3 separate regions of the Mus musculus genome follow, and regions 1 and 3 are each linked to region 2. A link is a loop called in an ENCODE intact Hi-C map of the cell type or tissue named here. Cell type or tissue: left cerebral cortex. All regions are shown on one strand.

Region 1 (8,000 bases), 110 kb before region 2:
CAGGGCATATCCAAACCCTGATCCTTAGATCATCAGGAATAGATCAATTCCCTCTGCCCTGGGTCTGCCTGTCCCTGTAGGGCACATGTAGCCTGGAAGAAGTCAAGTTTATCCAGGCTAAACTTCTTCTTCCCTTATGAGGTCATTCCATCAGCACCTAGAATTCCTCCTTACTTTAATGAGGCATCCACAGCACTCTGGCTGTCACCAATGCCTTTATTCACCCATGAAATGTTTAAATGGCCTTTGTTTCCTCTATTAAAATGAGCTGTCTCCCTAAAGCTGCCTCCTTTTCACTGCCTTCACTACTCTGCCCCCTGAGGTCACTGAATCCCCTAGACTGCTTCATCCCCCTATACTCCCCACACCCACCTTCCCCTACTTCCATTTCTGTTTCTTTTCATTACAGCCTCAAGGTTCACAGACACTACATGCTGACTCAACAAAGGACTCATAAAACATAAAAGGGATGGCAAAGTATGGTTATACCTCAGAAGTAGAACACTTGCTTCACATGTAAATTCCAGTCCCAGCACCACAGACAAAACTCCATAGAGCTGTTTCCTGAGCACGTCCACCTTTCAATCAGTGGACTAGTAAAGATCACCTGCTCATGGTGATTGGGCATCTGTTACCTAGTCTATCAAAGACCTGGCTAGAGCACAAGGGTGGTGCAGAGTGAGTTGGCTCTCCACTTGAGCAAGAACATCCATTTCCTGTCCTGAAACATTGGCCCCCTGTACGTAGGGCTTCAGACTCAAACCACAGCATACTTACAAGCATCCTTCCTTGTTCTCAGTCCTTTGGTCTGGAGGGGAACCACTTTCCTAGTTCTGTCAGGACTCTATGAACAGCAGATCTGAGGTTTTAGTCTCTGCAATCACATGAGCTAATACCTCACGCTATGCTGTGATTTGTTCTATGGATCTCTGCATTGCTCTTGGTTATGTTTTCCGGAAGAACCCTAATCTAGGAAGAAAATATTGGACAATGCCTGTCTCTATTGTGCGCTGCTGTGATAACACCACAGATAGAACACTTCCGAGTATATGTTCCTGGGGTTCTTTTTTTTTTTTTTTTTTTTTTTTTTGCTGCTTGATCAATATGTTTATTGTCTTTATGAAAAAATCTTCATAGAAAACTGCTTTAGCTTTCAGCAGCCCTTTCCTGAGCTCTGAGGAAGCTTGCCTTCTTTTGAGCAACCCGGTCTTTCTTCTGGGCAAGAGACATTTTGGGACGATTCCACCTTTTCTTCTTCACTTCTCTCTTGGGCTTCTTCTCATAGACTGGATTCTCTCGGATAGCAGCATGAGCTTTCTTATACATCTCCTCCATCTTGTCTGGAGTTACATTGTTCTTGATGTACTGAGAGAACTGTTTCTTATACGCATCTTCATCTTCCTCCATTAGGTAGCACATGTAGTCTGCCACATTTTGACCCATGATGTGCTTCCGATGTACCTCTGCATTGAACACCTTGCTTTCAGAGTCATAACCAGGGAATCGTTTAGTACTATGAGGGATAGACAAGCCTCCATCCACAGCTCCCTTCAGGGCCCCAAAAACTTTATTGCCAGTTGTAGTTCGGGCAAGACCTGCATCCAGATAGCAAGTGAAGGCACCAGGCTGACCGTCAATGCTTTCCACATTGTATTCACCTCCATTCACCTCCACTTGGCCTTCATAGATCTTGTCCATGCCAAACCTATTCAGAAGCCTGCGGGCCAGCAGCAGGCCAGTGCAATAGGCTGCAGCATAATTTGTCAGGCCAACTTTCACACCATATTTTGGAAGTTCATGTGCATATGCTGCACAGACGATCATATCCCCTTCTATACGGGCATATGCAATCTGGCAGATGATATCTCTGTTAGTTACACGAACTATCATCCTATATTTGGGTGTGTTGTACTTATTCTTGTCCTGGATCACCAATCGTTTTCGAGCATAGTAGTCAGTTTTACCCTCTCGCCGCCTTTGAAATCTCACTTGGTATCTTTTAAAGTAGGCCTTATTCTTGATAACTTTCACAAACCCCATCCTGCGGAATAGAGACCCGCAACCGCGGCTCCACGCAGACCTGCAGAGTCGGCCGTGCTACGGGGGAAAAAAGCCGTTCCTGGGGTTCTAATTACAAGTTCATTGCCAAGATTCCAAGACTTAAGAAGGTTCTGCTTATTACATCATGGCACAGTGAGAGGGTGGAAGGTGAGCAAGAGGACAGGAAGGTGCCGAGAACATCTTTTTACAGCATCAATGATCCCTCTCGGAAGGGCTGAGCACCCATGGTTTAATCTTCTCCTTAATATTCTACCTCTTAGTGATATTACAAAGAAAACTAAATTTCAACATGCGTTTTAGAGGGAGAAAACACTCATATCAAAATAAATGCAAATGTTGTCTTTAGGAAGAGTAAGACTGATTTCTAAGGAGCTAAAACATCGAGGAAGTCTGAGGAGGTTAATTGAACAGAACAAGAGATTTTCCTGATCGAATAAATCTGTTAACAACAGAAAAGGTCTTTCTACCAAGTGTTGGATTTTTTTTCTCCTTTTGTATCCAAAAAATAGAAGAGGATTCAATCTTCAGCCCTGCAAAGATCCAGAAGTATGGTAACAAGTACAACTCTCTTTTCTCCAACAAGGTATTGGATGATTGAATGTCTCCTACCTTAGTTTCACTTCTGTGGGGTTATCATGCAGTTCTCAAAATGTGTGTGTGTGTGTGCATATATATGCATATATATATAGAGAGAGAGTGAGAGAATCAGAAGATCAGAAACGATATCAATGCAGATTACTTATATTAATTGTTATGAGAAAATTATTTTCTTTTGTTCATTTCTGGAAACTTTCAACATAGTATTCTATTGATGTTTATGTCTAGTATGTTCACCAATATAACTGTAATAGAATATGAGGAACTCAGTAATAGAAAAGTTTGAAATATAGTTCATTTCTTAATGACTTGAGATGAATAGTTCAGTACCATTTAGGCAGATATAAAAATAGAATTAAGTAAGCTTTCTAAGCTCCTTCAGAATATGCCTTTCTGTTTGTCTCTGTCTCAGTCTCAGTCTCTGTCTCTCTGTCTCAGTCTGTGTCTCTGTGTGTGTGTCTCTCTCTGTGTCTGTCTCTGTCTCTGTCTCTGTCTCTGTCTCTCTCTCTCTCTGCCTCTGTGTGTGTGTGTTATAGCACCATGGGGCATGTGGAAACCAGAGGAAAGCCTCAGGTGTCAGTCTTGTTTGAGACAGGATCCCTTGTTGTTCTGGTACATAGTGTATCCCAGGCTCACTGGCCAGCAGCTTGTAGAGACATTTCCACCTCTGCCTCCCATCTTGCTGTAGGCATGCTGGATGCTGGAATTACATGTGCATTCTGTTGTAGGCTCATGTGGGCTCTGAACAACTGAACTCAGGTTCCTGTACTTTCACAGCGAGTACTCTACCTACTGAGCCATTTACCTCTCTGAAAGAAGGTCAAACATTTTTAATATATTACAAAATTGTTCTCAGTTTGGAATCTTATTTAAGCAAATGTTTAATTTTCAGTTACAAAAAAGTGAAGCAGTATTTTCTTTATATATATATTTTTTATTAGGTATTTTCCTCATTTACATTTCCAATGCTATCCCAAAAGTCCCCTATACCCTCCCCGCCCCCACTCCCCTACCCACCCACTCCCACTTTTTGGCCCTGGCGTTCCCCTGTACTGGGCATATAAAGTTTGCAAATCCAATGGGCCTCTCTTTCCAGTGATGGCCGACTAGGTCATCTTTTGATACATATGCAGCTAGAATCAAGAGCTCCGGGGTACTGGTTAGTTCATAATGTTGTTCCACCTATAGGGTTGCAGATCCCTTTAGCTCCTTGGGTACTTTCTCTAGCTCCTCCATTGGGGGCCCTGTGATCCATTCAATAGCTGACTGTGAGCATCCACTTCTGTGTTGGCTAGGCCCCGGCATAGTCTCACAAGAGACAGCTATATCTGGGTCCTTTCAGCAAAATCTTGCTAGTGTGTGCAATGGTGTCAGCGTTTGGAAGCTGATTATGGGATGGATCCCTGGATATGGCAGTCTCTAGATGGTCCATCCTTTCGTCACAGCTCCAAACTTTGTCTCTGTAACTCCTTCCATGGGTGTTTTGTTCCCAATTCTAAGAAGGGGCAAAGTGTCCACACTTTGATCTTCGTTCTTCTTGAGTTTCAGAAGCAGTATTTTCTTAATTATTTCTTTAATTTGTTTGTGAATTATAAACATATTGATCGGCAGCTCATGCACTCAGTCTTATGAGACTGTGGTATCTGAAGGCAAAGGTCATGAACCAGGCTGGTACTGGTGACAACAGCCAGAGAACACAAAAGGAGAATAACTGAAGGGCCTGAGCTACACATTGTGCCTGATTTAGTATAAATCATGTACTTCAAGAGTGCAAACTTCATGATATACCACTCAACATTTCAGAAAGGTGGGTCATAGGTTCCATTTTAATCCAGATGTGCGGGTCTGGAAAATGAGTTGAAAGATGAAATAATTTAGAAAACTCCATTTGGTTACCACTAGGTGGCAGTGTTGATAATAATTATTTGGATATGAGCGCTGGATGGCATTTTTAACCTTATCACAGATGCATATGGAATATTATTATTCTAGATACAGAAGAAAAGTCACCAATCCATTTTTGCTGGGTTTTGTGTGTGTGTGTGTGTGTGTTGATTTAGCTGATGTCTTAGACTGAGTCATGACAGTTGTCTCAGATCCACTGTCTCATAGAACCTCAAATATGACTAAGATAATGATATCTATATTATTTCTTTCACCCAACTTAAGACAGTTTTTAGCATTTTCCTATCAAGTGTCTATTTTGCAGTTTAAATTCTGAGTGTCACCAATGGTCAAATTGGATTCTATCCTGTGGCTCCTTCAGGAATAACCTCACCTACCCAAGGAAAGGTCTAGTGGGAGGAAGTTGCTCTTATGGGGATCCTAGGCCCTGGGCTCCCTCCTCTTACTCCTCTTTGTTTTGACCACCAGGAAGCAAGGGCTCCTCTGCCAAGCACTCTTCAGGGGTTCCGTTCCTTCTCTTGCAGCCCTGAAGCAACAGGGCCAGCTGGTCATGGACTGGAGTCTCTGAAGCTATTCGCCAAGATAAGCTTTTATCTCAAGCAACAGAGAAGCAACTAACAAAGATCTGTAGTCAGTTTCATACACAAAATCTCAGGAAGCTCCAAATTGGCCTTCATAGCATATATATATATATATATATATATATATATATATATATATATATATATATTGAGAATTTTGTACAGCATATTTTGATCATCTCTGTCCCTTCCACCACCCTGCCGCCAAGTCCTCTGAAATACACCAATTTTTCCTACTCCCCTCTACTTCCTGTCCTCTTTTTTAAAGAAGACACTGTCTGGTAGAATTATTTCATTCCTCCTTCTCTATATAAACATTCATATTTCCTCCCATTTCTAAATGACATCTTCTATATAGAACTCTCCAAACTTAGGTTATCTTCCTGTGCTCTGTAATATATATATATAGGTCTGTGTATAAATGGCTTTTGAAAGACTTGAAAGCAGCAATGTAAAAATGTTGTGCCTAAAAAATCCAGAGAGAAGAGTGAGCAGTCATTTGTCTCATCAAGATGGAATATAGCACACAGGAATCAAAAGAAACAACACACAGGGGCTTGGAATGGCTGAGTTGATAGGGTTGTCTAGCATGTGTGAGGGCCTCGGTTCAAATACCAACACTGTAATCCTCCTATCTAAGAGGTGGAGACAGGAGAATTAGATAGTTAAATAGATAGTCTGAGCTAGAGATCCTAGAGGAAGAGAAGGAGGAGGAAAAGGAGGAGAAGGAGGAGGAGGAAGAAGAGGAGGTTCCCTAGTATGGACCATCTCTGCTGCTGACCAGTTTTTAAATTCAACATTCTATATCCAAGCTGATGTTTGTGTTGGCTGTTGCAAGACTTGATAGCAGTCTTCTTGGGAGGGAACTTTGCAGGATGGAAGTGTCTGACTCTTTTCTGTAACATCCATGTGTGGCCCATAGAATATATGTCCTTGGTTCCACCTGTGATTATACTGCCTGCTCTATACTCTGCCCTTTAGGACTTCAGAAGTCTATTTGAAAGCAGCATTTTCTTTATTTACATTTCAAATGTTATCCCATTTCCAGGTCTCCCATCCAGAAGCACCCTATCCCATCCCCCTCCCCTGCCTCTATGAGGGTTCTCCCCTACCCACCCACTCACTCCCACCTTCCCGCCTTGGCAATCCCTTACACTGGGGCATCAAACCCCCTCAGGCCCAAGGACTGCTCCTCCCACTGATCTCCAACAAGGCCATCCTTTGCCACATATTCGGCCTGAGCCGTGGGTCCCTCTATGTGGTCTCTTTGGTTGGTGATCCAGTCCCCTGGAGTTCTGAGGAGTCTGGCCAGTTGACACTGTTGTTACCTGGACGGGGTTGCAAACTCCCTTAACTTCTTCAGTCCCTTCTCCAACTCCTCCATCAGGGACCCCATGCTCAGTCCAATGGTTGGGTGTGAGCATCTGCCTCTGTATTTTTCAGGCCCTGGCAGAGCCTCTCAGGAGAAAGCCATATCAGGCTCCTGTCAGCAAGCATTTCAGCATCTGCAATAGCATCTGGGTTTGGAGACTGTTTATGAGATGGATTCCCAGGTGGGGCAGTCTCTGGATGGCCTTTTCCTCAGTTTCTGCTGCATACTTTGTCTCCATATTTCTTCCTGTGAGTATTTTGTCCCACCTTCTAAGAAGCACTGAAGCATCCACACTTTGGTCTTCCTTCTTCTTGAGCTTCATATGGTCTGTGGATTGTATCTTGGGTATTCCCAGATTTGGGGCTAATATTTACTTATCAGTGAGTGCATACCATGTGTGTTCTTTTGTGACTTGGTTATCTCACTCAGGATGATATTTTCAATTTGCCTGCGAATTTCATGAATTCATTGTTTGTATTAGTTGAATAGTACTCCATTGTGTCAATGTACCTCATTTTCTGTATCCATTTCTCTGTTGAGGGGCATCTGGGTTCTTTCCAGCTTCTGGCCAGTATAAATATGGCTGCTATGAACATGTGTCCTTATTACTTGCTGGAGCATCTTCTGGGTATATGTCCAGGAGTGGTATAGCTGGTCCAATTTTCTGAGGAATCACTGGTTTCCAAAGTGGTTGTACCAACTTGCAATCCCACCAGCAATGGAGGAGTGTTCCTCTTTCTCCACATCCTTGGCAGGATCTGCTGTCACCTGAATTTTTGAACTTCGCAGTTGTGGCTGGTGTGAGGTGGAATCTCAGGTTCGTCTTGATTTGTATTTCCCTGGTGACTAAGGATGTTGATCATTTCTTTAGGTGCTTTCTGGCCATTTGAGTTTCCTCAGTTGAGAATTCTCTGTTTAGCTCTGTTCCCCATTTTTAATAGGGTTATTTGGTAGTCTAACTTCTTGAGTTCTTTGTATATATTGGATTTTAGCCCTCTATCTGATGTAGGATTGGTAAAGATCTTTTCCCAATCTATTGGTTGCTGTTTTCTCTTATTGACAGTGTCCTTTGCCTTACAGAAGTTTTGCAATTTTATGAAGTTCCATCTGTCGATTCTTGATCTTAGAGCATAAGCCATTGCTCAGGAAAATTTCCCCTGTGCCCATGTGTTCGCGGCTTTTCTCCACTTTCTCTTCTATTAGATTCGGTGTATCTGGTTTTATGTGGAGCTCCTTGATCCACTTGGAAAAAGCAGCACTTTCTCAGTCAAGAGTTAAAAGTGGATTGTAACAAAGGGGTTGAGGAAATTCTACTTGTATCTAAGAAGCCTGGTGCTAAACATCCATCTGTATTTGTGGCTCAGCAATGATGCCAATAGCTCCAAAGCTGACACAACTGGAGAAGAGAGAGACAGCCTTTGGGACTGATGGGAGTATGTGATACCATGCAAGGGTGATAACTGAATCACAGAAATAGAAACTGT
Region 2 (8,000 bases):
TAGTATGTGGTATGTGCATGTGTGTGTGTGAAGCATGGTGTGGTGTGTTTGTGTGTGTGTGTGTGTGTGTGCGCGCGCGCGCGCGTGCACGCGGTGTGTTTCTATGCTTCTCTGTAATTCCCTACCAGAAGTGTTTGCTTGCCCTTGGAGCTGCAGAGTTACTTATGGTTAGGTGCAGGTGCTGAGATGCAAGAAAAGTGAGACCAATGTTACTTCTTTCTACTGTGCACTGCCTCTCAGGTGTTTCCTTCAGAATGTGCCCTTCCAGGAGCCAGGAGTCAGCTTGACAAATGCCTTGCCACAGCAAGCTGGAGGCTCAGCTCCTGGCTGCATAGTGAATCCCAACCTTAGTCATACAGAAGAAATATAAGTTTTATCAAAAATTCAAATAATTCTTAAGTTTTCAACAACAACCTTATAATTAAAAGGGTGACATTTGCTGATTGTATTTTACTTCCAATCGTGTACCATGCTTGGTATGTTGATGAAGCATTTTCCATTTTTTCATTCATTTACATCTTCAATATTCAATGTATTGGACACGGACCTGGACTACTTGAAGCTACTCTGCAAACACTCAGTAGTAACCAGTGCGGTGTCTTTTACGTAGCCCGCGAATGCTCTTAAATTTTCATTTTTTTCTAGATCAAGGTACAGTCGTCGAAATGTATGTGAAATTCTTCCATCCAATGGGACAGAACAGGATAGAAAGAGGCTATGGACAGAAGCATCTCTAAGACTCATATAGGAAGAGGACCGCCCACCTAGATACATTCCCCATAAGAGTTTAGTCTGCAACTGCATACTGTATGGTTTTCATTTGGCCACAGAGAATAGAGGAGTCCCACCCATCCCCACCCATCCCCACCCATCTCCAGTGGTTTATACCAAGGACTTGCTGCAGAGCAGGATGGGAGGTGACAATGACTGTGTCTGTGTTTTCTGTACATGTCACCCCAGCTACAGCTCCCTTAAAAGCTCTGCATTTTAAATATTCTGTAACATAAGGGCTTCTTGGTACTCTACCCCACAAAGTTGCCCTCCTGTACACTCCAATATTTTTTAATCATGACATCAAGTCATTGAGGGACTTATTCACCCCCCCCCTTTATGTCCAGTTTGGAAAGTAAGTAAGAATTGAAGAAGTGCTTCTGTTTTGTAGTGGGGGGAGGGGCTGGAGTGGGGAGAAAGTTTCCAATGAAGTCCCATGTGCCTTTCTATCAGTGAGAGCCCTTATGGGAGAGGTGGAAACTGTTTTGGGATGGGATAGTAAACCTTAAACATCTTAGTGCTAGTTAGAGCCCAGAGCAAGCCCTGATCCTGGGGGGGGGGGGGTGGGGGGGGCCGCAAGCATTTCCTTCTAAATAGACAAGGTTCTAGAGGAATAATAGAAGTTAGCACTACGTGACCTTCTGCGACAATTCTTACACAGGCAGCTGCTCCCAAGCTTCCTTTCTCATCACAAAAAGTTAACAAGGGCTGGGGGCATAGTTCAGTGCTAAAGCATTTGTCTGATACATGCAAGGCCTAGGTTCTAGGTCCAGAATTACATACGCATAATATTCTCTCTCTCTCTCTCTCTCTCTCTCTCTCTCTCTCTCTCTCTCTCCTCTCACACATACATGTTATAAATAAATAGTTTCTATTTCAAAATTATATATATGTATATATACATATATATATATATGCATATATGTGTATGTATATTTTTCAATAGCTGAGTATAGTGATGTGTCCTGGCAACCCTCACACTTGGGATGGTGAGACAGAAAGACTGTCCTACCTGTATCCAGCCTGGAATATGTAAAAGGCACTAAGTCAACCAGGGATATATAGCAAGACTTTGACTGAAAAACATTAATAAGTGAAAGGAAATTACCAAAAGTAGGCAGCAAGAAAACAAGAATGAGGAAATATAATAAAACATATTAATGTTATTTTATAATTTAGTATCAATTGCCCTCACCACTGCACAGTTAAAAGAAATATGGTTGAAAACATCAAGACTGACTATAAGTGATAGACCATAGTATGTGGCTTTTACAAGTCTATAATTTTTAAATTATAGGCAAGGAGAATTGACTTCAGAGTGCTTTATTAATGGAAAAATAAAGACATTACCGTTCACCTACAATATGCGGTTACATCAAAACAGTGGGAAAATATAGGCACTCAAGAAAGCTGCGCTGTGCTGTGCTCTCTGGGCTTTCAGGATGCTTCGAGGAGAAGGAAAGTCAAGCACTGCCAATGTGTGAAGAGGAACAAATGCTGGATACTGCAACACAGCCCAAGCTGCAGCTGCTCACTACTATGGAACGCAGAGGTGGTCCACTCATCTCCCTCTCACATCTGAGGCCAGAAGAAGGCAAAAGGACAAAGTCACAGCCAGACTAGAAATAAAATGCTCACAAAAATGAAAGAGAAAGGAGAGTAGGATTCGTAAAGGTGTGCAGAGAGGTTTCTTTCCCAAGAGCTGGGTAGTCAGTCGGTAGTCAGTCGCAGTGAAGGGACAGGACAGAAGGGAAGCCTGGGAGGAGAGGAGAAGGAGGGTTCTCCGGAGGATACAAGGAGGAGAAAGCAGCCTTAATCCTCAGCGCTGAGGTTGGGCAGTTTGGGGAACTGTTTAGAGAAATGCCGCATACCCCCACCATTAATCTTTCCTAAGGAAAAGCTTTGTTCTGCACCTGTATAAACAACCCAGATTTTTAAAACCTATATGCCTGCCCCTAATGTGTGAGAGTATGTATTTATAGTGATAGCTTCAAGTCATCTATATGTAACACCTCTGCCTTCCATCTTTCTGCCTGCACCCCCATCTCCACCCCGCCCCCTTTTGCCTGGCCAGGCTTGCCTACAGTCAAGTTTAAGCAATCCAAAAACAAAACAAAACAAAAAAAACAAAACAAAACAAAAACAAAACAAAACCCAACTCTCTGCCAAATACAGCTGCGTTTCCCCAACCCAGAAAATCTGAGAGCAAAGGACTTTTTTACTCAAATTGTCTCACGATGAGAACCTCTCTTACCCTACCCCCAACCAAAGACAAAAGGTACAAGAAAACTTCAGGAACGGTAGCAAGTAGGGGTGGTTGTACACAATACCCCTAAGTGGGAGGTATCGCCTTGAGACAAGGTGGAGGGAAGCCTGAAGGGCCGAATCAACCCCTGCCAGCCACCTGCTATGATACTTCAGGCTCAGGGCTCAGCTATTTGTTCTGCTGTAAAGACTAGAATTTGCTAGGCAGCTTCTGCATCCGCGTATCTGCTTGACCCACTCTCATCTGGAACCTGTGAGAGGAGAAGTACAAGAAGACAACAGAGTGGAACAGAAAAGAAACTCAGCTTCCTTCTGCTCAGCCAAGGCAGTCAAACCCCAACCCTTTAAGGGCACCAATTCCTCCGTCTGGAGCACAGCGGGAGTCCCGGCTGACACCTGTCTGTTTGTTAACAAAGCCCCTCAGCTTGAGCACACTTGGCCTGCCTTCCACCTTGTTTTGTCTGCTCTGGGGTTGGGGAAGGCAAGGTGTTTTGTTGTGACTTGAAATGCAGCACAATTCTAGGGGCTGCTTGGTAGTCCTTTGGGTTTTGGTTGTTATTGGTCTTTCTTTGCTTTGCTTTTCCCCTTTCCTTTCTCTTTAATTTTGGCAAGGCAACTGTGCTGACATACTATTCTGCATCCAAGAACTTGCTCTCAAAGCGTTGGGTCTGAGTCCAAACCTTAATCACGCGGAGGAAATCTTACAACAGTGGAAAATAACATCTCTTGATGTGTAGGTTAGGAGGCTTGTGGCTACTGAAATGCTACAAACACACAGATTCCTGATCCCACTTATTTGCTCTCCCAGTGATTTTGCAAGATGGACATCATAACATGTAAGTTTCAGAAATTGCTTGAAGATGAAACAAGACAAAGTAGAAAAAAAGCGCTGCCATGTGAACTATAAAAGCGGGGGCGGAGGGGGGATGGGGGTCAAGAGATGGGTCATTGGAGCTGCTCCTTAGTTTTTGCTCTTTCTCTGTACTCGTTCTATGAAGCCTTGGATAAGCAAACACACATCTTGAGTAATGAACTTGAATGACAGGTCCCCAGGAACACACTGGGAGACAAGCCGCACTGGGCATGCTCAGATTCTTCAGTTCCCACTAAGACCAGCTGCAGGTGAAAATGGAATGAGTAGGAACAAGGTCTTTTCTTTTTGTTCCCAAATCTCACTTACCTCGCACAGATACTCTGAGGGTCAGTCGTGGGCGTAGAGGCCTAAGTCTTTGCTTTGCGCGCAAACATTCCTTGCCCCCGCCCCGCTAACCGCAGGGTTCAGGGGGGAAAAAACGATCCCCACCCCTTCCACGCCCCTGCCCCACCTCTTGTCCCCCTTTCAAGCCCCCTCTACTTTGCCGAGGGGGAGGGGGGTGGCTTTTCCCTAAGAGTACAGATAAATAGTCCTGTCAAAAGGCTCAGCTCGCGGCTGTACTTTTGGATCCGGAGTCAAGTTCAGCAGAGCCCTGGGCTACAGGGTCAGCAGCAGATCGCGCCCACTCCAGGCGCCCAGCTCACAGGGGAGCCTCAGTGCGGAGGCAAGCCCTGGTCTCTGGTCCTCCCCTGGGCTCTCCCACACCCCATCCTCTGTCAGAGAGAAGAAGCCAGAGAAAGCGAGACTGGCCGGGGAGGAGAAAGGCGCGCGCGCGTGGGCGCCGGGGAATAGGCGATGTCCACCGGCTCGGTGAGTGACCCCGAAGACTCGGAGATGAGGGGGCTGCAGAGGGTCTACCCGGCCCCGGCCTCCAAGAGGCCGCCCCTGCTCCGCATGGAGCGCGGTTACGGCTCGCCCAGCGACATTTCTTCTGCGGAAGAGGAGGACGGTGAAGAGGAGCCCGGCTCCCTGGGAGCCGCGGGAGGATGCAAGAGGAAGCGGCTCCGTGGGGCTGACGCTGGCGGCGCAGGTGGCCGCGCAGGCGGTGCGGGGAAGAAGCCGCTCCCGCCTAAGGGCTCGGCCGCAGAGTGCAAGCAGTCGCAGCGGAATGCGGCCAACGCCCGCGAACGCGCCCGGATGCGCGTGCTGAGCAAAGCCTTCTCCAGACTGAAGACCAGCCTGCCCTGGGTGCCGCCCGACACCAAGCTTTCCAAACTGGACACGCTGCGCCTGGCTTCCAGCTACATCGCGCACCTGCGCCAGCTGCTGCAGGAGGACCGCTACGAGGACAGCTATGTGCACCCTGTGAACCTGGTAGGGATGCTGCGCTCGAGGCCGGGGGACAGCAGCCCAGAGCGCTACCCGGGCCCAGGGCTGGCTCGGCCCCAGACGAAGAGCCAAGAGGGGAGGTTTCTGGAACCAGTGGTAAGGAATCTGGTTCAGTGACCTCCGAATCAAGGCAAGAGGAGCCAGCCATTTGCTGGGAGAAAATCATCCAGCCATCTGAAAATGTCCTGGTCCTTTGCCTGGCGACTGCTATCTGTTAACACCCTACTTCTGGGATAAAGTGTGGCTTCCCACTTGGGAGTATTTCTAAGTTTTTAGGCCAAGTTGGAAAAACAAAACAAACCAACCAACCAAACAAACAAAAACTCAGTTGCCCAACTTTTTCCAGACAACAACCTAGCAGGGTTGAATCGCCAGTGCTGCTTTCTTTAAAGGGGGAAGGGGGAGATTGGGAGAACCTAACTTTTTTAAATAAACGTTTGAGTGGTTTAAACAAAAGAAAACACTAATGCAACATAGTTTTCCTGGACGCGACTGTCCGGAAAGTCCCTGTCTAACCTGCCAGCTCCATGAGCTTGGGAAAGATCTCATCCAAACCTATTTAAAAAGGAATGCAGCGTGTGTGTGTGTGTGTGTGTGTGTGTGTGTGTGTGTGTGTGTGTGAGGGAGGGGGACATTAAATCACAGAATTCTAAACTCTCGCCCTTTTCACAGAAAAATCATGTGGGCAACCCATGAGGAAAGCATGAAGGTACGCTGTCGCTCTCAAATAATCAGTAACCAGTAGGATTAAAAATCTAATCAAAGGACAAGACACACACATTTCCAGAACGCTAATAAAAGCGAGGGACCGCCGGGATTCCCTTGGGAAAGTGGTTTCATTTTGTGATCGTTTCTCCTCCGTAACTGATGCTCATTTCAATTTTTTCAGACGTGGCCATTCGTGGTCTCTGGACGCCCAGACTCTGACAGCAAAGACGTTTCTGCAGCCAACAGGCTTTGTGGAACTTCCGCTTAGAGGGACAGGGCAGTTAGATGGATTGTGGTAAACGCAAAGGACTGGGCCAAGGAAGTCCCACTGGATTCTGGACCTTCTCCTTTCCCTGGGCCTGTGAACAAGACAGGAGACAAGTGTGGTTTGCCCTCCTGGAGCGCAGGTGGCCATGGGTGCCCCAAATCAGTGCAAACTTCTGTAACCAAAGAAAGCCCAGTTTCAGGGGAAGAATACGTGGACCAGGTAAAAACCTAGGGCTTTAGCTCTGATCACAACCCCCTGCCTGCTATCTGAGTCCAGTGCAGAAACGGGTTGGTTTTGAAGCTAATCTTGATTGCCTTGTGGTTGATGGCAAGGTCCTGCACAGCCAGGTCCTTCTGTGACCGTGGATGAGAGCTGTTTCCCAGCACTAGAAAGAAGGCCGGCATTAGAGCTCTTCGGGGGCCTGTCACTAAGGGCAGTGTTGCTACAGACAGTGGCATACTCTTCCTGGGCAGGACATGTTGAGGTGGAGACATTAACTCCAGGTGCTGGTTTTGCTCGAAATCTCTGCAGACTGGGGTTCATTTCCTGAGTTCCCTCCTCTGTTTAATCAGTGTTGGGTCTCCATTCAGTGAGTGCAGCTTGTTTATGGGGTCTCAGCTCCTTCCCACCCACACTGTCCCCTATTTGGGGACATGTGCTTCACCCCTCTAATTGTCTCACCCTGCCACAGCATAGCCTTCTGTGGGGTTCCTGGTCTTTCAGGGATGTACTATTCTTCCTGGTCCAAGGACTGTGTGTGGTGGGTGGCTGGGGCTAGGGCTGGTCTCTATTATACTGGTTTCTACCCAGTACATGGTGCTTAGTGGTCCTGGCAATGCTGCACTATCATGGTAACTAACATATGTAAATAAATTTATTTTTTATGGACAAAACATGCATTGTAAAAGTTCTTCCTAAGGCCGTTAGGTGTGGAAATCAACTATAAATATGTAGGACTTTCCTCTCTCAGTTGGCTGTCATTATGTAGGAAGGATGGCAATGTTTAGTCAGATTTCCAATATCTCTTTCTCATCACCACTCCGTATACAGACATATATGAGAAGCTCGCTATGTAAGCGCAGCCGCCACTGAATTCACAATCCTCTTCATGCTGCCCCGTTAGTGCTGGGATTACCAGCGTGGTTGCCAGAATGAGCCACCATATCAAATCAAAATACTCCGTGTTTCTGATCTTTCCAGAGTCGCCCCTGGAAAGCAAGAACTAGAAGTCTGGTAAAGGTGAAACAATTGGAGGTTAGGGTTGCCTAGGGGTTGGGGGTGGGATACAAACACATCTAAAATAAATATAGTAGTTAATTAATAATTTTCAATCCTCATTACTCTGCCTCTATGTGTTTCTGTGTTCGTTTCTCTCTGTCTTTCGTTCTCTCTCTTTCTCTCTCTCTCTCTCTCTCTCTCTCACTCTCTCTCTCTCTCTCTCTCTCACACACACACACACACACACACACACACACACACACACACACACACATACCTTCTCCAGCCTGACCCATACCCTACTATTTACAAGGGTAAGTCCTCCATCCCCACACTCTGGAGTCCACAGCTCTTAGATCTGGCCGGTAGAATAAAGCTATAGGAATTCTATCTATATTGTACTCTGCCCCTCCCTGCCCCGAAACTGCTGTTCAATCCCACCACCACAATTTTGGCATCATGTCCTGTTTTGTTTTTTTTTTTTTTTTTTGTTTTGTTTTGTTTTTCCAAGAGCTACAAGGTCTGTATTCTTTGTCAGCAGACACTCTGAAAACAAAACCCATTTTT
Region 3 (8,000 bases), 89 kb before region 2:
GCTGGGTATCGTAGCCTGATAGTGTTCTCTTAGTGTCTGTATAACATCTGTTCAGGCTCTTCTGGCTTTCATAGTCTGTATAACATCTGTTCAGGCTCTTCTGGCTTTCATAGTCTCTGGTAAGAAGTCTTGTGTAATTCTAATAGGCCTAGCTTTATATGTTACTTGACCTTTTTCCCTTGCTGCTTTTAATATTCTATCTTTATTTAGTGCATTTGTTGTTCTGATTATTTTGTGTCAGGAGGAATTTCTTTTCTGGTCCAGTCTATTTGGAGTTCTGTAGGCTTCTTATATGTTCATGGTCATCTCTTTCTTTAGGTTTGGGATGTTTTCTTCTATAATTTTGTTGAAGATATTTGCTGGCCCTTTAAGTTGAAAAATCTTCATTCTCATCTATACCTATTATCTGTAGGTTTGTTCTTCTCATTGTGTCCTGGATTTCCTGGATGTTTTGAGGTAGGATCTTTTTGCATTTTGCATTTTGCATTTTCTTTGATTGTTGTGTCCATGTTTTCTATGGAATCTTCTGCACCTGAGATTCTCTCTTCCATCTCTTGTATTCTGTTGCTGATGCTTGCATCTATGGTTCCTGATTTCTTTCCTAGGGTTTCTATCTCCAGAGTTGTCTCACTTTGGGTTTTCTTTATTGTGTCTACTTCCCTTTTTATGTCTTGGATGGTTTTGTTCAATTCATCTCCTGTTTGGTTGTGTTTTCCTGTAATTCTTTAAGGGATTTTTGTGTTTCCTCTTTAAAGACTTCTACCTCTTTGGCAGCGTTCTACTGTATTTTTTAAGTGAGTTATTAATGCCCTTCTTAAAGTCTTCTGCCAGCATCATGAGATATGATTTTAAATCTGAATCTTGCTTTTCGGGTGTGTTGGGGTATCCAGAACTGGCTGAGGTGGGAGTGCTGGGTTCTGATGATGGTGAGTGGTCTTGGATTTTGTTAGTAAATTTCTTATGTTTGCCTTTTGCCATCTGATAATCTCTGACATTAGTTGTTATAGTTGTGTCTGGCTGGATCTTGTTCCTCCTGTGATTCTGTTAGCCTCTTTCAGTAGTCCTGGGAGTCCAGCTCTCTCCTGATTCTCAGAGGTCAGAGTACTCTCTGCAGGCAAGCTCTCTTGCGGGGAAGGTGCACAGAGGTCTGGTGTTCAGACCTGCCTCCTGGCTGAAGATGAAGGCCCAAAACAGGGTCTGTCCCAGAAGCTGTGTTGCTTCTGCAGTCAGCTCGGTCACCCTCCGCAGTCCATGCACTCACCTGTGCAGATTCTCGGCCTACAGGTTACAATAATTCTCTTAAAGTTTTTACTTGTTTTATTTATTTATTTTTTTAGACGAATTAACTCCCAGGGATTTATATTCTATAAATACATTAAATACATATTCTGCCCCAAAATTATATTCTCAGCCCCTACTAAATGAAGTTTAATGTCTATAGCATTCCTATGTATCAAAGTCTGGACTGACATTTGACAGACACTGGGTAAAGTAGGCAGCATGGCTAGGCAAGTTAAACAACATAAGAAGGGATTATAAATTTTGGAAAATTAAGTAGTAACATCTATGTAAACCCAACACATGGTAGCAGGTCACTCAGCGATTGACCTTATACCCTAAGATTTTGAGTAAATATGACTTATAATTTACACTTATGTTTTAAAATACTGGGAGCCATGAATTATCTTTGGCTATAATTCAGTGTTGGCATCTGTGTCCGATTCTTTCTCAGTCATGTTATGGGAACCTTCTCTAGTGAGCCTCATGTGTCCCTGGAAACTGTAGCAATGCATGCTTATACTGGATACATGTTTATAAGTGGCCGAGATTTTATTTGAAGCTCACCTTCTGCTCTTGAGAAACAATAAAGAACTTTGTGGATACAGTCACTAAAACTTTCATGCATGTTTTCATGACCTGTGGCCCCAGCAACTTGGAATGTGCAGTAAGTTGAGGAGCCATTTAATGTTGTCTTGCAGAGTGCTTACACCAGGGTTAGAAAAGGCAATTTAAGAATCTGGCTTCTGTGTGCGTCTTTTTCTCCCTAGCATAAAATCCAGCCTTAAAGAGGACTTCATTGTTTCAATTTCAAGGTCCTTCTGTAAGCGGAGAAAACTGGCAGGCAAGCTAATCGTTGCCTTTCTAAGATTTATTAGGAGTCCAAGAGGGCTCAGTACACTAGAAAGGTAACTGTGCTATCCCATAGCACTCAAGACTGATTTAGTTTCATGTCAATTTGGGACCTGCAAGCACATTATGAGCTGTAGTGTTATGAATTGCTCTTTGGAGCAGCTGACCTCACAGGTGGGGTAGTCAGAGGGTGGAAGAGCAGGGAAGGTGAAGACCCATGATCACTACACCCAGCACATACATTTCTCTGAGGCACTTGAGTACTCATCTGTCCCTAATTTCACCCACAAAGTCCCATTCCTTTCCCTATGATTCTTTTCTACCTAAAATATCTTTTCACCCCAGAATTAGAAACTGGATTATAATACTACAGTGCATGGAGCTTTTTGTTATGAGGGTTACATGACATTTGCTCATGTGAAACTCAAAATAAATTAAGGAAAGCTTAGTCACATCTCCTCTCACAGTAGCATTCCTGGTGGAAATGTTTAATCAAATTGATGTTACTAATACAGCAATGCTAAAACAGAAGCACTAGGTTCTTAAAAGAGCAAGACAAGTGGTCTACTGTCCTAGCAGTGATTGGGTCATGCCTCACAAGGAACAAGTGCCATGTGATGTTTTTGAAGGGAAAACACACACTCAATATCAAAATCCACCTCCTCAAAGCCAATGTATTCCATGACATCAGAGCTTCATCTATGAGGGTGGGGAAAGCCCATTATTCTCTTTTGTCTTTGGAAATCATATTGGATCAAGCATGTATGGGCAATCTGAGGACAGCCATACCTTGGTGATGTAGGATAGTTATGGTGGTTCATGGTGGCTCATGCCTCAAGATGCAAAACTAAGATGAATTCTTTAAAAAAAAGGAAATAGTTTAAGGGATGGCAAGATTGCTCAGTGGATAGATACACTTTCCACACAATCCTGATAAACTTAGTTTGGTCCCAGAACCCATGTAAAGGTAGAAGGAGAAATCTATTCCACAGAATTGTCCTCTGCCCCATCTACACACATTATGAACATATACACATAAAAGAACAATAAAAAGCTTGGATATAAATCGTATGCAATAAATGGAATAAATTTAAAAGCAAAATAGCAAAATGATAATTTAATATATATAGTCCTCCAAGTATAATTCTATATTTGATGTATATCTTCTACTATTTGTTGCATTCATTGCAATGCATGGTTTATTACTGACCTACATTCAGGTGTAGGCTTAGATTTTACAAAACCTACTTTAATAAGAGATCTCAAATGTTAACTGCCTCTTCTAGCTCATTTTCCAAAAGGTAGGAGAGAAAAGATGGCAAATAGGATGGGGGAGGGGTATGAGCCTGTATGGATGTAGATCTTTGGAGCTATTCTAATCTCCGTTTGTCAAGATACCAGCAGTCCAGTTCAATAGAGTCAGGATAATAAACATGAATAAGTAGCAGAGGCATGATCCAACAGAAACTCCTAGGCCTCTCGCCATCAACATAAATCATCAGGAATGACCAGGATTAGCTGGGACACTAGGAAAAGTTCTCTGTTCTTTCTCTCTCAAGGAATTGACAATCAGTGAAGGTGCAAGACCATTGATGCATTGCAAGGCTACCTATGCAAATGCTGAGTCACTGTCCTTTGTGTCCTATGTATATGTTCTACCAACATCACATATCCTCCCATAGCTAACACCAGAGATAACCAGATGGCTACAGACGAGGGCAACAGAAACCAAAGCTACTTGGCATCATCAGAACCCAGTTCTCCCACCACACTCTGGGTACTCCAACACCAGAAAATCAAGATTCTGATTTAAAATCACATCTCATGATGATGATAGAGGACTTTCAGAAGGACATAAATAAGTCTCTAAAAGAAATACAGAACACAGATAAACAGCTACAAGCTCTTAAGGAGGAAACACAAAAATCCTTTAAAGAATTATAGGAAAACACAAACAAACAGGCAAAGGAATTGAATAAAACTATCCAGGAACTAAAAATGGAAATAGAAACAATAAAGAAACCACAAAGGGAGACAACCCTGGAAATAGAAAACATAGGAAAGAGATCAGGAGTCATAGATGCAAGCATCACCAACAGAATTCAAGGGATAGAAGAGTGAATTATTTTAGACTTGGTCCCATTTCCAAGATATCTTATTGCATTTGTGCAAATGTTCAAAAATTTAGAAAAATCTGAAAGCAGAATTATTTGTGATCTCAAGTATTTAAGGGAAAAAAAAAACCTCCCAAAAACAGCAATTTGGAAAAATAAGTGTGAGAACATTCAGATACAATTACTCAATTAATGAACTGAAATAGCTGCAATCTATAAATAAAGGAAACAAATCCTCATTATAAGAAAGTTCAGTAACAGAAGAGAGTCAGTCACTGGAACAAATCTATAAAATAAACTACGGTTTTAGCTGTCAGTTTACTGTAATATGATTCCATAGATCAGGCAGCTTAGCTACATTTGTCTCTCACAATTCCAAAAGTGGACAATCCAAGCTAAAGATGCTGGTGGATTAAGTGTGGGTGAGCATCCTTCCCCAGCTTCCAGAGGGCTGACATTTTGTGATGTCTTTACAAGGCTGGAAGGGCAAGGAAAACAGGGGAATGGGAAGGAGAGAACAGAAGGGCTTGGAAGGGAGCAGAGAATGGGAGAGGAAGAGAGGGAAACAAAGATGGAGGAAGTAAAGAAGAGAAATGAGGGATGAGAGAGAGAAAGAAGGAGGCAGAAAAAGAGACCGAAGAAAAGGATGGGGAAAGAAAACAGGTAGATGCTACTGTTTCTTGATCCTCTGATATGGACACTAGCTAACCTCAACATGGAAGCACCATCCCCACAACCTCATCTAAATCCATCTACCTCCCCAGGCCATAGAAAATGCTAACTAGCTACTCCAAAGAAATAAAATAAACCATCCGAATCATTTCCGCACATTCATCATCTCTGTGGGTACTTTTCGCTAAATAAACATTTGAAATTCTTATTATTACTCAATGTTCCTTCCTCTTGGTCAGATTTATTAGTTACTCCTTATTAATTAAAGTTGCCTAATTTTGCTTAATAATGATGGCCTCCTCATTCACACGAGCTATATTTATTCATCTTCTGCTTCCAAGCTAATTAAGAAACATCTCTATGTTGAGTATAAGTCAATTCGACAATTCTCATACTTTCTGTTCACAAACAAAACATCCTTTCAAACAAATTGCAACCTGCTAGCAAGATTTCCAAGGAGGTGAGTGACAGAGAGCCTCCTTAAGGTTTCTAATGCTCTCTGTGATAAAGATCAGCTCCTGGGGAACGCTTTATTTGTATGTTTTGTGTTAGTTGGTTTGTGTTGTTTGTTGTTGTTGTTCTGAATCAGAGCTTCTCTGTGTAGCCCTAGATGTTCTGTAAACCATTGTCTTAGTCAGGGTTTCTATTCCTGCACAAACATCATGACCAAGAAGCAAGTTGAGGAGGAAAGGGTCTATTCAGCTTATACATCCATATTGCTGTTCATCACCAAGGAAGTCAGGACTGGAACTCAGGAGGTCAGAAAGCAGTAGCTGATGAAGAGGCCATGAAGGGATGTTACTTACTGGCTTGCTTCGCCTGGCTTGCTCAGCCTGCTCTCTTATAGAACCAAGACTACCACCCCAGAGATGGTCCCACCCACAAGGGGCCTTTCCCCTTGATCACTAATTGAGAAAATGCCTTATGGCTGGATCTCATGGAGGCATTTCCCCAACTGAAGCTCCTTTCTCTGCAATAACTCCAGCCTGTTTCAAGTTGACACAAAACTAGCCAGTACAACCACTTTATAGTCCAGGCTGGCTTCGAACTCAGAGATCCACTTGTCTCTGCCTGGAATGAAAACTATGTGCTACCATACCCAGATAACCCTTTGTCTTTACACCACCTACCTTGTTGTAGGAGACTGTAAGGGGCGTGGGCATGAGGCACAGAACCAGCTCTACCCACAAAGAGCTGATCAGAAGGTTGATGGCTACAGTCCCTTGATTTCCATGACTTGGCATTTGAGAGAGAGAGAACTGTCACAGTATATGTATGTGTGAACTGTCATGGGGCAGTGATGGGGAAGATGGGCAGGCAGTAAGGAGGCAGGAGAGCCTAAAGAAGACTCCTGACCTTCTTGGTCAATTTCAATCTCTTCTCTTTCTTACACTTGGTCAGTCTATACTCTAAGAATTCACCAGTTTTTCATGTAAAAAACAAACAAACAAGCAAATGCTTGTCTGTCCAGATGAGATAAGAACCTCCAGATCTCCACACAAGCTTGCTCACAAATGTGAGCTTTAGAGAGTCACGGAAGAGCACACTTAAAATGTCGCATTTTATAAACTTGCCCCATGTCCAAAGATATGGCTGGATTTATTTGTAAAATTAAAATTATTCTCAGAGAGGGCTAGTTCACTGCTCCCAAGGAAGCCGAAACCAATTTGGAATTTAAACGATGTGAAAGTGATGAATATATTTTTGGAGAATATCCTATGCATTCCAGAGGAAGCAATGAGAACATGGACCTTCTTGGATGTCTCAGGTCTGTGTAGGTTCTATCTAAGTTCAGTTTGGCAGCAAAAGATCCAATACAGAACAAGGCTTTAGGTCGATTTTAGCAATTCTGTTATCAGGTCAAGAAGGGAAAGCTGCTGGAAGTCACATGGAGGCATAGAGGGTCCTTTGCTCTCTGTATCCTCTAACACTGAGAACATAGAACTTGCTTCTCCCCAATCCTCACTCACACTGCAATCATCTTATCCGTGTCTCATTTCACTTGGAGAAGCACCTCCTGGAGGAGATGAATTCAAAGTGGCCAATAAAACAAACCTGAAGCCTCCTCCGTGAGGCGGCAAGCCCAGGCCTTTCTGCTGTGCTTGCCCATATATCAACACAATTGAGTCTGTCTCCAGTCCTGAAGGTACTTCCTGGGTTTCCCCGCTAATCTACTCCTGCAGTGCCTGACTTTAATGTTCTGACTTTCCTCAGAGTAAAAATGATTTGGTGTCTCACTCTGTATACGATGAAATTCAAAAGGATCAATTAAACCAGCCATATTTCCATGGGGGGTGCTGTTCCCCACACAGCTTAAGCTGTCTTCTCATAGTTTATGATGTCAGCAGGAGCTCCTGATTGAAATATAGCATAAAGTCCTAGCCTAGCCCACCCCCTTGCTGGCCCTCTGTCTGCAGTATATATTATTCTTGTGCTGTTCTGAGACAGCTGTGTGAATTAATGAACTGATGTGAGAATCAGAGTTGGCCTGGAGCCCCATTTAAAAGTCATGTCAATGACCTCATAAAAACAGCAAAGAATGCTTAGTAAAAATAAATCCATTTCTTAAGAGCTTGGGATGCCCGCATTGTTCAGAACATATAGAATACAAAATGATTATTTTATAAGAACGAAAATTTCCCATGAAAAAAGACATTTAGCCAACCCAGACAACTATAAACTGTAATTGGTTTTTCACAGTACGTAGCAGTTTGCTCTCTAGGGAGTGTAGAATATCAATCTTGCACCTGTACTTTAACTCCAGAGTTATAGTATTTCAACCATTGAACATTTTTCATTAAAGCACTTCATATAGAATTAGTCTAATCTGATTTTAACAAAAGTATTCTCTGTTTGCTTTTCCACACTGCATTAGTGCAGATAATGTTAAAACTGGGAAGACTGCACTTTTGGTCCCTGGTAAAAACAAAAGGGTGGCCTGGTTCCACTCACTTCAAAGATGGTCCTCAGTAAGCTGGCCGTTCTTTTGAAACAAGAACAGCCATTTGTAAACCAACTTTTAGACCCCAAAGAAGCAAGACACATAATAAGCTCTCGTGAAGGCTCTTTGATTGGTGAGAAAGA

What was found. A loop is a pair of places that touch in the nucleus more often than their neighbours do. Peaks named below come from ENCODE experiments on the same cell type or tissue, not always from the same donor. Only the 100,000 strongest peaks of a DNase experiment are listed, where the experiment ranks them.
Region 1: it touches region 2 in a loop (4-fold over the local background); 27 of 42 quality-filtered maps call a loop at or near these places.
Region 3: it touches region 2 in a loop (2.3-fold over the local background); 3 of 42 quality-filtered maps call a loop at or near these places.

What each region holds. Positions count from the first base shown.
Region 1 is chr1:14,859,112-14,867,111 of GRCm38, reverse strand. It overlaps the pseudogene Rpl5-ps1. Among named protein-coding and RNA genes, the nearest start is that of Trpa1, 56 kb to the left of the region's middle. In left cerebral cortex, a CTCF peak has its summit at 4,550 (motif pointing right); no DNase peak of the experiment used is centred here.
Region 2 is chr1:14,752,454-14,760,453 of GRCm38, reverse strand. It overlaps Msc (musculin), which reads left to right and starts at 4,488. Exons shown (of 2, transcript NM_010827.2): 1 at 4,488-5,224; 2 at 6,129-7,108. The coding sequence starts at 4,706. The coding sequence ends at 6,215. It overlaps Gm9947 (a long non-coding RNA gene), which reads right to left and starts at 4,467. Exons shown (of 4, transcript XR_003947744.1): 1 at 4,217-4,467. In left cerebral cortex, no CTCF peak of the experiment used is centred here; DNase peaks (open chromatin) are centred at 3,768, 4,150, 4,642, 4,977 and 1 more place; H3K4me3 peaks cover 2,374 bases; H3K27ac peaks cover 1,225 bases.
Region 3 is chr1:14,841,869-14,849,868 of GRCm38, reverse strand. No RefSeq gene overlaps it. Among named protein-coding and RNA genes, the nearest start is that of Trpa1, 73 kb to the left of the region's middle. In left cerebral cortex, no CTCF peak of the experiment used is centred here; no DNase peak of the experiment used is centred here.